Linked DNA regions of Homo sapiens: region 2 is linked to region 1. A link is a loop called in an ENCODE intact Hi-C map of the cell type or tissue named here. Cell type or tissue: OCI-LY7. All regions are shown on one strand. Each heading gives the region's core, and the rest is flanking DNA. Links, peaks and the distances in the headings are about the cores only.

Region 1 (5,380 bases), core at 119-5,118:
CCTAGGAACTATCTCTTTGAAACGTAAACATAAAGAGAGAAGGTGCCCCTCTGTTTCCAGTTTCAGTAAAAGGTAAGAACTTAACCTCAGTAGGTGCTTTTCTCTGAACTGCAAAACAACCTCTTGAGATTAAAAATATGAGAAGTCAGTTTCTCTTCTGATTAAAGACAATTAGCTATATAACATGTGGTCCCCTGTTACCATTGTAAACTAAGGGTATGTGACAAATGGTGCCGTTAAATTTTCTTTATTAAAGACTACTGATCAACCAGTAATTTCTTTTAAGAAAATTTGTCTATCTTGAAGACTACCTTGATGCTTAGCTATATAAAAGGCGAGATTTGTTTTTGACTTTGTAATCTCTTGGTTGATTTTCTACAATGTACATTAAATTCATATTTCATATTTTTAACAGTAAAACTGATTTCATTCTCTACTGTCTTTGTGGAGAGGACTTCTGGGTTCAGAGAAAATTTTATTTTTAATGTTATGGCTTCATCACTAGGCTTTTAAAAACAAAACCATGAAGACTTAAATTCCTTAAAACCAGTAGTGATGATCAGGGTACTACCACTTACCTTGCAGAAAAAAAGAAAGAAAAAAAAAGGATTAGGAGGATACTACACTATGTATATGATGGCCAATTATATGCCCAACAAGTAAGATAATTTAGAATAAATGAACAAAGTCCTGATACATACATACTATTTACCTTGCAGAAAGGGAAAAAAAAGGATTAGGAAGATACTATACTTTGTATATGATGGCCAATTATACGCCCAACAAGTTTTATAATTTAGAATAAATGAACAAATTTCTGGTACATACAAACTACCAGAACTGACTTGGGAATAAATACAGCACGAATTCATAATCCAAACTAAGGCCTAGGACCATTTAAAAAATTTACATCAATCCTCGAATGTGTCCAAAAACACAGAAGAAAAAGGGACACTACACAGTTCATTCTGTGAAGCCGGGATTATATTGATCCTAAAGTCAAAGTCATCACACGATACAAGCCAATATATCTTAACACAGATGCTAAGATTCTAAACATAATAGTACACACACAACAAATCCAGTAAATTAAATGATTGTATACCATAATCAAATGGAATTTGTCTTGAAATAATTTGACCTCCACAGCCAGTCCATTTGAGACATTCGGTTAAGCCATGATTTATTATAAGATTCAGATGCTTAGTCTCACTCCTTCCTATGTATATTTACTTTCCATTTCCTGTATATATTTACTGTCTACTTTTTGTCAGTATTCCGCTGGGTGCTAGCAATTGTAAGCAACAGATGCGGCCTCTGTACTTACATGCTTTACTGTGAGGTGGTGAGGTAGAGAAGATAAGACTGAAAAAAATAGGCCGGGCGCGGTGGCTCACTACTGCAATCCCAGGAATTTGGGCGGCAGAGGCGGGAGGATCACTAGGTCAGGGGTTTGAGAGCCTGGCCAACATGGTGAAACCCCATCTCTACTAAAAATACAAAAATTAGACGGGCAGATCGCGCCCCTGCACTCCAGCATGGGCAACAAGAGCGAAACTTCGTTGTCAAAAAAAAAAAAAAAAAAGAGAGAAAAGTGATAAACATTCTGAACATAGAGGGCCTTGTCCTAAGCCAGTCCTCCAAATTCACTGTATAAGAGTAAGGGCTCTCTTAAAATTTAGGCGTTTACAGTTAAATGACCCACGAACTTCTGAAACTGGAAGACCGTTTTTTAGCAAAGGAGAATACTCCAGGGCCCCGCCCATTTCATCCTTGACTCCACCTTCTCCATGCTGAGTCCCGCCCCGCTTCCTGTTTATTCATCCTGCAGCAAACTCTCCGGTATCCTGATGGAGTCTACTAGGTGTCAGTCATTTGGCCGTGCCTCAGCCGAAGAGAGGCGGGGAAAAGCATCGTAATCAGCTGCGTCGCCTTTTGGTGACGCCAGAGAGTGCGCGTCAGCAGTTTATTAGAGAGCTCTGTAGCCAGCCTCTTCTGCGCACCCACCTGCTGCATCTTAGTTCAGTCGGCTCTTAGAGTAGTAACCGCCAGAAAGGAGTCGGAAGAGGTCTCACGAGGCTGTCATCACCGCCATGCCCAAGAATAAAGGTACTGCTGTAAGCCTCTGGGACTATACCTCGGCTTGCTCTGCCAGTAACCCCGACGCCTGTTCCAGGCCGCAGTGACTGTTCTAACGGCGGTACTGGCCACTGCGACCCCAGCACTGTGTTCGGGAAAGGAGCTGGGAATGCCCTATTTGGTCACATTGGGGTGGGACAGACGCCATTTTTGTGGGGCCTCCTTCGGAAGATAGCGGGCTTTTGCTGCTGATTTCACGCCAGACGGAAAACGTATAGGTAGGGACGGTTGAGGGACCTTAACCGGACGGCCTGGCTTTCCAGAATAGGCACATGCAAACACTTCCCTGCTACTTTCCTGGAAGCGGTTCTTAACTTTGAAGACTTACCTATCTGGACAGTTAAAAGTATTGCTAAGGATACTCCCTTTTCCTTGTTAAACAGTGGGGAAGCCTTGAAGCATGTTTAGGTTCATTTCTGGCGTTTTACTCTACCCCATCCCTTTATAGAGTGTAACATTCTTTTGCAGAAGATTTGTTACCTATTTAGGCAGGTTTTCAACTTCCGTATCCGATAAATATTGTGGGAGTAAAGATATCAACGTTCCCTTCATTCTGAGGCTAAACTTTCACACGAAACTTAGACTTGAAAATAAGTTTACTCACAGCTTCTAAAGTAGGAGGTCTAACCTCGGTAGAACCCTTTCTCAGTCATTTCTGAAAGAAATTCTCGTTTTTATACACCTGAGGTAATCTCTCACTTTTAGTGCCCTTGTAATTGCTTGAAGAAAACTGTAGGTGGAAACAAAATATTATTTTCCACAGGAGGGGACCATGTTTTATAGTCCACAAAAACTCTGTTTAGATTATTCCTTCCTGGGACCCAGACCAATTTGTCTTCTTTTTACTTGCCTGTTGGCAGCATGGAATCTGTTTCATTTTCTCTTTTTAGCTGTCACGACACACAGCTCTTGAGGTACTTGGTGACAGTACAGTGCAGTCTTTCCTGGGCATTACTCTTTGCTCTCCCGAAAACCCACTAACGGGTTGTGTGTATAATAAGGTTTTATTTTATTTTATTTTATTTTTTACTGCAAAATTATTGGAGGATAAAGTGTATTCTGGGAGAAGTCTAATTAGAAAGAGTTAGCAAAGGCTTATGCTTTTTCACTAACATTTTCTCAGATGGTACTGAACAACTTCAGTAGGTATCTTGTTCTCACCTTTATTTCTAGTGATGAGATTCCCAGTTCTCTAAGCCATCAGCTCTAAAGATCAGAGTATCTCCCTTTGCAAAATGTCCATTAAATCTTTGCTGATGTTATTATCCCTGTACCTGACTCTATCCTTAAATAGTAAGGCTTCCTTTATTCTTGTAGGGTAGAACTTTTAAACTGAGTGATGCCTAAAAATGTTCTCAATAAAGAGAGTATCTCCAAAACACGTCGGATTTGTTTAAAGAGGAAGTGTGGATTTTTTGATCTTAGAAAGGAAACGAGATAAAATATTAAACGACTTTAATTTTTGTATGATCATGCCTAGCCTCATTCCTCTAAAATATAATTTAAAGTGGATTCTGTTACATGGTATCACAATAGAAGGGGAATGATCAGGGTTTGGTTAATCCTGGTAAATTGAAAACAATTTTTTTTTTATCATATGTGCCTCAGAAGGCACACAAAAGAAGTATAGTGGCCGGGCGCGGTGGCTCACGCGTGTAATCCCAGCACCTTGGAGGCCAAGGCGGGTGGATCACGGGGTCAGGAGATCGTGACCATCCAGGCTAACATGGTGAAACCCCCTCTCTACTAAAAATACAAAAAAAATTAGCCGGCCGTGGGGAGGCTGAGGCAGGAGAATGGCGTGAACCCGGGAGGCGGAGCTTGCAGTGAGCCCAGACCGCGCCACTGCACTCCAGCCTAGGCGACTGAGCAAGACTACGTCCAGCCTAGGCGACTGAGCAAGACTACGTCTCAAAAAAAAAAAAAAAAAAAAAAAAGAAGTATAGTAATACAGTGAACTCCTAGAAATCCATACCTCTAGGAATTATAACCTAGATTCATTAAAGTCCTCTGTTACCCTTCCCAAATTTATTTTTCTTAAGATAATACCCATCCTGAATTGAATGTTTTTATTGTTGTGTAAAATTAGTGTTATCTTCTGGGCTACTTACTTGAGGGATACTTTTGAAGACCCCTAAATATTATGAGATGAGACTTACTAATGTAGAAATAAAACTTGCTCATTTGGTTTTCTGTGTCTTTTTTGTTGTTGTTTTTTTCGTTTGAAAATCCAGATGCCTGTCAGTATTGTCGTGGTGAGGTTTATCCAAATAAACATGTAAATGAGCATGGGCCATATGTGGAATTACTTTTTCTTTGCATGCATTAAGCTGGTATTCTACAAAAATCTTAGAAACCCATCCTCACATCAGGAAAAGGGCATCCTTTGGCCTATACTTGTGAAGAGCTAGAGTAAGGTGCTCCCCACCTTTGAGATTGCTAAAGTTGTCATTCTTTTGGAAATTTATGAGCTAATCATCATTTAGTCATTTGAAAAGCTGCCAAACTTTTGTAAAACCCAGTAAGGAAAGCAGGTATGATCTTTGTCCTGACGCAGCTAAGTTCAGGCACGATTAATTGCTCGAAATATAGAATGTGTTTTCCTTTGTAGAAATTTAGTTTTGGCATGCCCTAAAATGCATCAGAATCTGGATAAATCACAGAGTTCTGGAAGCCCAATTGTCTTCTATAGTGGCACAGAACAATGTGAGACTGCCCCAGAGGTAGTGGGTGAATTCAAGAAGTTAGATGTCTGGCTTTATGGTGGCCAGGTATATGTTTTATTCTATTTGCAGTGTTAACATTTTTATTCAAATTCTTCAATCGATCCCTTAATATTACTGTAATTTGTAGCCTTTCTCCCTCCTTTTGGAAACGGCCGCTACTTTGGTTTACGTTCTCTAATGGGGATACAATGTTATGGAGAAGTACCCCAGTCCCTTGATAATTCAATAGAAAATATCACAAGGAAATACTCTGGATGTGTTTAGTAATAAGCAAAAACTTAAAAATAGAGTGAAACATGATGGCAGTTGAAACAGTTATCAAAAGTCTAAGGAAGTGTGTATGTAAACTTTAAACTAGAAATTATATTTCTATTCATTTATCTTGTGAAATTTGTTTGTAGAATAATATTCAATGCAGCATTATATAATAAAATTAAAACATTGGAAGAAATTAAATTATTAAGTATACTTTAACCATTAAAATGTTGGTCCAGATCTGCAGTTATTGAAATGAA
Region 2 (5,380 bases), core at 285-5,284, 220 kb after region 1:
CTCTTACTGGTTGACCTACAGAGTGACTTACATTTTCTTATAATTCCATGTTCTAACAGCTGGCTCATGTGTTTGTTCATACCTCATACTGCCTCTATGGACACCTGGTACTGTGGATCACACACTGGTGACACACCTGGATTCAGCTCTACTACCACTGATGCTTGGGGTATAGCTAGTGCTGGTGGATTGTCTTCTGCCACACTTCAGGTATCTTCAGAACAAGCCTGTCCATTAGTCTGCCCATAAACTTGGACAGTTGATATGCTGCTTTCATGTATAGCCTGCATTCCTCAGTTTTTGGCAAGGTAAGGGTTAATGCCATGGCTTTCAGACGACTCAGATCTAGAGTCATGTTTCCTTATGACCTGAAAGAACTTTGAGCTTGGAGTTTCTGAAGTATGTCCCTCCCTAACAGAGGCACCGGACAGTTTGGCAGATATAGAAATTCATGCCAGACCTCCTGACCTCCAATAACACACCTTCTGGACTGAAAGAAAGGCCTTTTTTCTGACACTCTGGTTGCCCCAACTATAGTAGCATAGTTTTTAGATAGTGGCCCCACTGGCCATGTCATCACTGAGTGCTCAGCACCAGTATCTACCATAAAGTCCATCTGTTGGTCCCCTACCTCCATAGAGACCAAGGGCTCCCGGAGGCCCAGAGAGATCGAGCTTGGTCTGTCTCAGTCCTCATATTCTTCAATTCCTGCCAAGCCGACCAAGTCAGCTTCTTGCTTCAAAATGCAATGGCTAGCAGCTGCTGGCCTTTGCCATGTCTCAGGTCCTTGGCTGTTGCCTCCATCCTTTTCTGTTTCTGTACATTCATCCTTCTAATTCCCTTTTCTGTTTGCATCTCACACACTGATCCCTCTCAAGCCTAGCCAGCCCTCTTGCCCTGGCCTAGCTTGTCCTCTTCCACAACCATGTCCACAACCATTTCTACATCCACATCCTTTCACAAATCCAGTCTCTCTTTCTACCATGGCAGCAGCCAACAAATCAGCCTTTTTCTTAGCTTTGGCATTGCCTGTTCCTTGGTTTCCTCCTCTCAATTAACAAACACCATGGTAGCCACTTGAATAAGCTGGGTGATATTCATACCTTCAAACCCTTCCAACTTCTGAAGCTTTCATCTGATACCACCTTGTGCCTGGCCCACAAATGCCCTGTTAATCATGCACTGGTTCCCTACAGCCTCTAGGTCAAATGGAGTGTGAAGGCAGTATGCTTCACAGAGCCTTTCATAAAATTTACTATGACTGTCATCAGCCTTCTGGTGAACCTCTGAGACCTTTCCCATATTCATTGTCTTTTTTCCTCCTGCCTTTATTCCGTTAAGGAGTGCCTTTCAATACCATTGCAGGTTTTGTAACCCTTCTGCCTGGTTTTGTCTCCGGTGCATACTGCTTGACATTGTTTGTGCCTTCTGGTTCATTGCTTTCTAACAACTGGAGGGCCACTTGTGCCACTCTACGACATTCCTCCATATTGAATAATGCTAAAAGAAGTTGTTGACAATCAGGCCAGGTAGGGTTATGAGTCAGAAAGATGGACCACATCAAGTCTGTAAGGGCCTGGGGCTTCTCCGTATAGGAGGGTGTATTCTGTTTCCAGTTTAGGTCAGTGGTGGAGAAAGGCTAGTAAACAAAAAGACCCTGCCCTCCTCGGATTTGACCTTGTTCATCATGATAAATATAACCTTGTGTCTCCCCGAGAGGCATCTGCAAAGCTTGGATGCAGCCTGATCTCATTATCCTGAGGTTCTTCCTTAGTCTTTACAGACAGGGGCTCTAACTCTTCCCTGCCAGGTGAAACCTTAAATCACTCTCCTCTGAGCTTTATTCCTCTAGGACCACTTGTTTGGCATCCTGCCTTAGCCTTGCCAGAGATGGATATATTGGGACATAGAGAGGTGGAATTTTCCTCTCCTCAGGTCGGGCTTGCAAAACAGGCTTTTTCTGTTCTCCTCGTGGCTTTTTCTTTTTTTCTACAGTCTCTTTGGACACTTTTACTGTGTGTAATTTGGCACAGGTTACCAAGGTATTACAGTAGTTTTCAAAACAGACTTGCAGATACTTGGGGCGATTTTCAATGACCCTCAGCCAGGAGTCAACGTATGGGAACTGATCGGGGTGCCCAGATTGTTCTCCGGTTCCAGTTACTACCCTAAACACACGGCCAATTATCTCCCTATCTATTGTTCCTTCAGTCGGCCACCTGACATTAAAAAAAGGCCAATCCATTTCACAGAGAGTTCTCAATCTCTGAGAGTCAATTTAACTTCATTAATCTCCATTAAAACCTTTCTTGAAATTTTTCAACATATACTCCAATGCAGTAGCCTTCGAAGCATTTCCTTCCATCTCCAGCCTTGAGAGGCGCATTTGCTGTCACTTTCACTCCTGGACTGACCAGACGGGGTCCTATTACGGGAAGTCTGGGGGTTGCTTAGCCAGGAGAATACCTTAATCCTGTCACAGCCAGCTGCAGCCGTGAAGCAGCTCCTATTGGCTGTATGCAATGCCCTAGATCTGGCTCGTCCCACACTCGCTTTGGAACACACAGTCTGTGCTAAGAGATCTGTGTCTCCCCACGTCACATCCCGAGTTGGCCTCTGCTCAGACCGTCTCTTTCACATACTTTCACACACCTCCCCATTTCCCGTACTGGCCTTTAGTTAAAGCAGCGAGCCCCCGCCACTTTCAGTTTCCTTGAATCTCCTCTGTTCTCTCTCTTTCTTTAGTTAAAGCTGCGAGCCCCTCTTGCCACTTTCATTTCCTTTTTCCGACCGACCTATAAGCCTCTCTCGCATTCGATGTCGGTTGGAGCATGAGTTTCATCTGAATCAAGGGGCCTCTCTTGTTGTCCCCAGTCCCTCTGGGTCGGACTAGTTGTCTCACCCTGGGAGGTGATCACGCTCCCTGGGGACGGGTCCTGCCTTAAGGCTCAGACCCTTACTGCAGTTCATATGTCTGCACAGAGCTCCTGACACTGTCCAGCAATCTCCTTTGCCGGTTCTGTTGCGCTGTCAGGAAGGGCACCAGGACAGAGGAGGACCAATTCCCTTATGGGCTGAAGTCCTCCCGTGGTGCCGAGGGGTTCAGGTCTCCCCTCTTCTGGGGCCTCAGTCCCACAGGCAAAGGATACAGAAATCTGCTGTCTCCAGTTCCCAGGTTTTGGTACCAGATGAAGTGGGATTTAAAGAATCAGAGAGACCGGACAGAGTGCAGAAAAGTGCTTAAGGTGTACACCGGCCCAGCAGACATGTGTCCTAAAGACTGAGCCCAGACAAAGAAAATGAGTTAATTTTGGTCTTCTATATATAACTTCTTAAAATAGAAGTGTACATTTTTGAAATACATTTTGTTTTCTCATGTTTTGATTTAATGCCATAAATTTACCTGTCAGCACTGCTTTTACCTTCATCTGATCTGAAGTATTGTATTTTCATGTTTATCCAGCTCAGTGTATTGTTTTATTTTCCTTGACAATTTTTTTTAAATCCTCTCGTTATTAAAGGATTCTTGTTTGACCCAAGGATTATCTTCCCAGTGTATGGAGATTCTCCTGTTTTTTTCTTTGTCTTACTGATTTCTACTTTAGTTGTATTGTGGTTGGGAAACACACTGGATTATTGTAAGTCTTTTATGTCTGTTGAGTTTTCTTTTATGGCACAGGAACCCTGAAAGCAATGTGTATTTGGCATTGGGTGGAACGTTCCATTAATGTTGATTCAATTCTTTTGGTTGATGGTGTTGCTGAGTCCTCTTCTTTGTTGGTTTTCTTTCAAGTTGTTCTGTAAATTGAGAAAGGATGTTGTCCTTTCCAACTGTAATTGTAGATTTGTCTTTTTCTTTTATATTTTTAGGTTTTACTTCACATATTTTCAGTTCTGTTTCTTGCTGCATGGACAGTACAGATTGTGGTTTCTTCTCGGTTACTAGTTTCATTTATCATTATATAATATCTTTTACATCATTGAAAATTTTCTTTTCTCTAGTCTACTTTATCTGGTGAATATGTCTATCCACTCCTGCTTTCTTCTAATGTCTGCATGATACATTTTTCTTTTTTACTTTTGAACTTTTCATCCTGTCTCTACTTTTATGTGAAAGTGAGTTTCTTATAGATAGTATACGTGTGGGGCATGTTTTAAAATTCACACTGCTAATCTCCATATTTTTGTTGTATTTACACTATTTAGAATAGTTTACTTTTTTTTGTTTGTTTTTTTTGTTGTTGTTGTTGTTGTTTTTTTTTTTTTTTTTTTTTTTTTTTGAGACGGAGTCTCGCTCTGTCGCCCAGGCTGGAGTGCAGTGGCATGATCTTGGCTCACTGCAAACTCCACCTTCTGAGTTAAAATGATTTTCTTCCCTCAGCCTCCTGAGTAGCTGGGACTACAGGTGCATGCCACCACGCCTGGTGGTGCATTTTTTTTTTTTTTGTATTTTTAGTAGAGACAGAGTTTCACCGTGTTAGCCAGGATGGTCTCGATCTCCTGACCTCGTGATCCTCTCACCTCAGCCTCCCAGAGTGCTGGGATTACAGGCATGAGCGAACCATCGCACCCAGCCTACATTTAATGTTAATTTTTGATATGTTCATTAGCTCTTCATTTTCTGTTTGCTGGTTTTATTTTGTTTTCTTTTCTCTTGAGTTTTTTTTTTTTTTTTTTTTGTCCTTTATGTAGTTTATTTGAAGAGATTTGAGACATTCATTCTGATGTATTTATCATCTTTTTGAGTATACCTAAAGAGGTATAAAGATGTGTCTTTTTAAATTGTTTTTTGAGGTGTGAAATTCTGTAAACATAATTTGTCATAGTATACTGACATCTTTTTACCAGCTTCAGTGAAATATATAAACCTGTATACCTCCCATTATTCACTGTATTATTAGCTTTTTATACTTGCCTTATATATTTTCTCTACATACATTTAAGATCACCTCAGACTGAGTTACATGATTTTTGTTACAGTTTTTAGTCCTAAAATTTCCCTTTGTTTACTGAAACCTTTAATTTTTATGCTTTATACTTTTTCATTAGTTTTGAGCATGTTCATAATTCTTCATTTAATTATTTTTATGACAATTTAAAAATATTTCTCAGATAATCCTGATAGTATTGACATTTCTGTGTTGACATTTATCATGTTGTTTCATTGAGGTGGAGACGTTCCTATTTCTTGATTTTTATGAGTAATCTTTATTTGAAACTTGAATATTTGAGGGACTATTAGGAGACTCCAGACCTTATTACAACCCTCATTTGTAGCTGGCTTTGTGTGATACCACCCTAACAGAGGAAAGGGGTGTGCATGTCAAGTAGGGGCAGAATTCCAAATTCCCTTCTTCAGTTCCTTTGACACACAAAGCAG

The links. Peaks named below come from ENCODE experiments on the same cell type or tissue, not always from the same donor. Only the 100,000 strongest peaks of a DNase experiment are listed, where the experiment ranks them.
Region 2: a loop joins it to region 1, with 5 times the contacts of the local background. A loop is called at or near these places in 2 of 110 quality-filtered maps.

What each region holds. Positions count from the first base shown.
Region 1 is chrY:20,573,779-20,579,158 of GRCh38, forward strand. EIF1AY (eukaryotic translation initiation factor 1A Y-linked) reads left to right here and starts at 1,998. Exons shown (of 7, transcript NM_004681.4): 1 at 1,998-2,109. The coding sequence starts at 2,094. TTTY10 (testis expressed transcript, Y-linked 10) reads right to left here and starts at 1,737. Exons shown (of 10, transcript NR_197944.1): 1 at 1,328-1,737. In OCI-LY7, for the core only: CTCF peaks have their summits at 2,851 and 3,051; a DNase peak (open chromatin) is centred at 1,903; H3K4me3 peaks cover 3,699 bases; H3K27ac peaks cover 2,879 bases.
Region 2 is chrY:20,795,870-20,801,249 of GRCh38, forward strand. No RefSeq gene overlaps it. Among named protein-coding and RNA genes, the nearest start is that of RPS4Y2, 42 kb to the left of the region's middle. In OCI-LY7, for the core only: no CTCF peak of the experiment used is centred there; a DNase peak (open chromatin) is centred at 2,732; H3K4me3 peaks cover 928 bases.